Linked DNA regions of Homo sapiens: region 1 is linked to region 2. A link is a loop called in an ENCODE intact Hi-C map of the cell type or tissue named here. Cell type or tissue: heart right ventricle. All regions are shown on one strand. Links, peaks and the distances in the headings refer to the core of each region. The heading gives the core; the rest is flanking DNA.

Evidence for each region. A loop is a pair of places that touch in the nucleus more often than their neighbours do. Peaks named below come from ENCODE experiments on the same cell type or tissue, not always from the same donor. Only the 100,000 strongest peaks of a DNase experiment are listed, where the experiment ranks them.
Region 1: a loop joins it to region 2, with 4 times the contacts of the local background. A loop is called at or near these places in 6 of 110 quality-filtered maps.

What each region holds. Positions count from the first base shown.
Region 1 is chr12:43,280,860-43,283,678 of GRCh38, reverse strand. No RefSeq gene overlaps it. Among named protein-coding and RNA genes, the nearest start is that of LINC02461, 130 kb to the right of the region's middle. In heart right ventricle, for the core only: a CTCF peak has its summit at 1,341 (motif pointing right); no DNase peak of the experiment used is centred there.
Region 2 is chr12:42,128,161-42,130,979 of GRCh38, reverse strand. It overlaps GXYLT1 (glucoside xylosyltransferase 1), which reads left to right. Exons shown (of 8, transcript NM_173601.2): 2 at 1,129-1,221. Among named protein-coding and RNA genes, the nearest start is that of GXYLT1, 15 kb to the left of the region's middle. In heart right ventricle, for the core only: CTCF peaks have their summits at 975 and 1,179 (motif pointing left); no DNase peak of the experiment used is centred there.

The DNA.
Region 1 (2,819 bases), core at 180-2,679, 1.2 Mb before region 2:
ATGCTAGCTACTCTATGAATTTTCCTGATAAAAGCACAATAGCAGATGAGTGGCACCTCTAGTAACAGATAATCTAGTTAACACTTAACCTGTGAAATATAATATTGAAATATAATATTGAAAGCATTCAAATAACATTACTAACAGCATATCTCAGAACATTAGGCCATCTTTGAACATGTGGCTCTAGACTGCAAACAGCCACAGCCAACCACTGAGGGACTCTCTCTGTCCTGTGTGGACAGACTGGATCCTTAGTAGTACTTCTATGACTTGGTGCAAGTCATCACCACATGTGCAGTGGTAGTAACACTAAGATTTCTCATTTGGCAACCAGCACATTTGACAAGAATATGAAACACTGGTGGGGTGGGGGATGGGAGCACAGGGGGCATGTGTATTCTTAGATTTAAACCTGTAGCTGCTCTTTTGTAAAATCCTTCTAATAAATATAACTTTCCTTCATGCTTTAAGGAAACATTTTTCATAGGATGTGAAGGATTTATGGTGGAAACTGCCTCACTGGAGATTCTAGGAAGCATCTTCACAGGGCCTAATGCTTTCTTACTTGGAACTCTCAAAGAAATGCAATTGAAGTGGCATATGATTCCTAAAATCATGGCAGGGCATTCGTCATTATCCTCATGAATATGGGATGAATGTTAGCCCTGTTCATTTAGTTTCTTCTGATCTAAGATCTTTTTATCCTGAAATTTCCACCCATAGTTGGCCTTTCATATCAAGCACAAAGACTTATGTACATTTTGTCTGATTCAATAACCTCTGGAGGAAGATAGCTAGTGTTATAGAAATGGAAAATTAATTAATAATACCATAGTATGCTCTTTTGTGCATCTCCATTATAGAGCAGCAATATGAGAAATTACTGGCTCCAACAAACAGGCATGTTTGTGTTGCTTTTTCTCAATTTGTGCAAGAACAATGAAAATCAGAATATTACTGTGGACAGATTTAACTCTGGGAACATAGAACTTCCTTCCAGTGCAATCATTTCAGTTACCTTTTCAAAAGGAAAATGAAACTTATTTTAAAAGCCAGGCTTACTTGAACTCAATGTACCCCCTGAGATCTGCCCCTCCCCACAATTGAAGCTTGTAACAGTGTTGTATTACAAAGACTATGAAGGAAATTGTACTCACTTTAAAATTATTTTCTTCCAATAAGTTCTTGTCTTCTTAATGAAATATATCATGTATTTACACATCATATTATCAAAAAGAGAAGACAAATAATTTAGCTTATATTATTAAATATGGCTAATTTAATATCCTACCACTACAGAAAGAAAATATTTGATTACTAAAACTGTTTTACTTTGAGGTGGACAAGAGAGGGCAGTCATGTATTTCATATCTAATTGTGCATACATTTTTCAGCTGTAAAGGATTGATTGGAGGAAAATGATTTTTTCAAAGGATTGCAAAAAATGTAAAATTAATATAAAACATTGACACACACATACTATTTTTTATAAGTAAAAACAAACAGGAAAAGAAACTTTTGGAAGATTACTATATAAATTGCTTTAAAGGTATTTGAGCAACCACATTAAAATAAGAGCAGACATAAAAATCATTTTCTGCTAGGCTTGATTTAATTCAATCTAAAATAAACAACCATTTAAAAATAATACTATTTGAAAAGAAAAGGAGAAAAACTCTTTTACAATCAAAATTTCACAGAAGCTAAATTTTGACTTGAAAAGAATGATGTCCTCTGACCTATAATATATAATCAAAATTGACAAAATTTATAACGGAAAAGAAGGGAATGGTCTCAACTCAGTTCCAACGAAAAGTCTGTTCCTGTCCCAAAGTACCTCCTAGTGACCTCCCATGAACCAGCCCACTGAACTGTCTGTGTGTAGGGGAGGTTGAGCTTGCAAACACTGTGTTGCTACAGGCCAGGAGGGAGCCAAGGGACAGGGCCTGCCCTGAGTCCTTGCCACTGCTGCCATTTTTTGCCCCCAGCACCACTCCATTGCATATCTAAAACATTTTCCTGCGGAGGATCCTAGAGCTTTGCAACTGAATTTCCTGAAATTTTTCAGCAGCCAGGTGTTAAATATAAAATCCCAGTAAAAGCCTTCAGAAAGATTTTCTTAGTTGACCTCAGAAGGAAAGGAGCCCTGGGGACAGCATCTTTATCCAAAGATCAAAATGTGAGGCAAACAGCCAGAAATAATCAGAAGCTTCAAAGCAAAGAAAGAAATCAGACTTTTTTCTTTTTTTTTCTGAAAGATAAGGGATTGTTCATTATAATCTTCTTCACAAGTATTCAGAGCTGGAGAACAAGTTTTAACTTTTGCTTTTTCTAATGTTTTAATGTTTTTATGCTCTTAAAGCTTTGTGTCTTATAATGGGAAAACTCAAAGCCCACTGGGTAGTCAGTTGCAGAGCAGAACTGTCTCCCCAGTCAATTTCAGTTTTTATCAAGACAGAATGCTCTGCAGAGGTAGATACATTTGTGAATTTGATCTTGTTGTTTATTGATCCTTACACAATTCTCTTAAATTGTCATAATAACAGCTATTACTCTGACACATTATCAATGGGAAATGAGGATTCAGAACAAAAAGGAGCTCGTCCTATTGTTGGGTAGTGAAGTGAAAGCAAGATTCATTTATTCATTCAGGCTTATAAAAATAGGCAGTTGGAAAAAGGGAATGAACGAGTGAACACTTAGTAAGCTCTCTCAATAAACGTTGAGTTACTTCCACTTCCAAATGTTCACCAATCACACAGAGTCAAGAAAAAAAGAGATCTCAAGCAGATTTAAAGTAGAATCTCCAGGGCACT
Region 2 (2,819 bases), core at 188-2,687:
TGGTTAAAAATTTTTTTTGTTTTTGTTTGAGACAGAGTCTCTTTTGCTGTGTTCAGCCAGGCTGGGGTGCAGTAGCACAGTCACAGCTTATTGCAACATCAAACTCCTGGGCTCATGCCATCCTCCCACCACAGCCTCCTGAGTAGCTGGGACTTAAGGTAAATGCCACCATGTCCAGCTAATTTTTTATTTTTAGAGACGGAGTCTTGTTATGTTGACCATGCTAATCTTGAACTCCTAGCCTCAAGCAGTCTACCTACCTCAGCCTCCCAAAGTGCTGGGATTATAGATGTGAGCCACTGTGCCTGTCTGTGTATGTGTGTATGCATGTGTGTATATGTATGTATATATACACACAGCAGTGGGGTTGCTGGATCATATGGTAGTTCTATTTTCAGTTTTTTGAGGAATCTCTATATACTGTTTTTTTTTATAGTGACTGTAGTAATGTATGTTCCTACCAGCAGTGTATGAGTGTTTCCTTTTCTCTTCATACCTTTGCCAGGATTTGTTTTTTGCCTTTTTGATAATAACCATTTTAACTGGGTGAGATGTTCTCTCATTGTGGTTTTAATGTGCGTTTCCCTGATGATTAGTGATATTGACCATTTTCATATACATCTTGGCTGTTATGTTTTATTTTTCAGTTTAAAACACCATACAAGTAGTTTGGATTGAGGATTAATTTAAAAGCATTTAAAGATCTTCTTTTCCCTTTCTGCCAGTATTGGTGGCATTTTTATTATGTTTGAGGATAAGCAAATATTTTGTTTGTCCCAAAGGGATTTTGTTCTAGGGGTATATGTGTAGCCTGTGAAGAAAATTTTAGAAGACATATTTGTCTGTGTTATCTGAGGAGGGGATTTTATCAGGAGACTCTCCGACGGAAACACTGTTTCCCAATCTATAGTATAGTCTACCTTCAGGGTTTTAAAGTTCTATTTAAAATAATGGTGCCCTAAGTAAGGGAGAAATCAGTTTTCCAAAATCTTTATCATAGCAATTTGGATTTATAATTTTATTTGCTTTAAAATAGAACAGTAAGTTATCGTGTTACTGAGTAAATTCCTTGTTAGTTCCAAACCAAAATACTCACACAGGACTCTTATTTCTGTCTTACTCTGTTAGGTGTAAAGATTTCTCTCTGTGTTACTGGAATCCCTATTGGATGCTGCCCTCTGATGTTTGTGGAATGAACTGCTTTTGGGAAGCGGCTTTTAGGTAGGCACTTAATATTTAATTGGTAGATCAGTGTAGATAAGGTTAGATAGTTGATAATAAAACCTTTGTAATAGGATGTAAGAATGTTTCTTATGATATTATACAAATAATTTATTTTCTTATTGGGTTTTCTATTTTTCCCATTTTGTAGTTGTTATTGCTATTTTTTAGTACATACTGTGTATAAATGCTTTAAATTTTCTTAGATGTTATTAAGACAAACCACTGTTCTTAAGAGAATTTATGATCTAACTTTTGGTAACAGTTGATAAAGTGATAAACTAGGATAAAAATAGGCTTCTACTGACGTTTACAGATATATCTATATATATAAAATATGGCATTTATCTAAAAGCTTGTGTACTATAGTGGATGGGGACAACTGGAGAAGGATTATATTCGTTATTAGTAGAGAGATTGAATACTGGGAATAGGAGGATAAAGATAAGTATTTAATGGAGGAGCAGATGGAGGAGCAGCTCCTGGCTACTTCTTCCTTTAATGTTTATTGACCTTTTAAGTTACTGACTAGTTCGGCTTTATTCACTTCTCTGGATAATGAAGGTATTGGGTACTCTGACCTCTTAGGTCCCTTCCTGCTCTAATCTAGAATGAAAGAAACAGGTATTGATAAGAATACGATAAGGCAGTGACTCTCAGACTATCTCCCTGATACAGTGGCAGAGGAGAGTGGGGCAAAGGTTTGAAATGCTCTTCCCAAGAGTAAAATTCCTTAGAAGAGTATCTATTTACTGCGTCTTTATGATTCATTTAAATAGTCTAGGTTGGGTATGGTGGCTCACGCCTGTAATCTCAGCATTTTGGGAGGCTGAGGCGGGAGTATTGCTTGAGCCCGGGAGTTCAAGACCAGCCTGGGCAACAAAAGCAAGACCCTGTCTCTACAAATTTTTTTTTTAAATTACCCAGGCATGGTGGCATGCGCTGGCTTGGGTGGGAGGATTGCTTGAGCCGTGGAGGTTGAGGTTGCAGTGAGCTGTGATGACGCCACTGCTCTTCAGCCCAGAGCAAGACCCTGTCTCAAAAAAACAAATAAAATAAATATTAATTCTACTCATTATATTTGCCACACGCTGTGCTAGGTGGTAAGCACTGGACTCTTGGGTCAGGTTAATTGTGGCTCCATCCTTTTGGAGCTTACGTTCTGATGGGAGTTTCACACTAGTAAACCTGAAATTACAATAGAGTGTGACAAGTTGTTGCTATGATGAGTCATCTTAAAGCATCAGGGAAGACTTGGAGGGAGTGACCAGATGATGATCTGGAAATTAGCTAGTTTCAAGGACAGGAGGTGAAGTGTTTGAGATAGGAAGAACTTCATTTTTAAAAACTTTTAATTAAAAAATTTATTTTTAATTGACAATAATTCTATGTATTTATGGGGCATAAAGCGATGTTTTGGTGTCTGTATATATTGTGGACTGATTATATCAAGCTCATTAACATGTTTATCATCTTACATATTTATCTTTTTTTTGTAATGGGCACATTTAAAACCTATTCTCTTCGCAGTTTTGAAATAAACATAATTATCTGTAGACACCTTGCTGTGCAGTAGATCTTGAGAACTTATTCCTTCT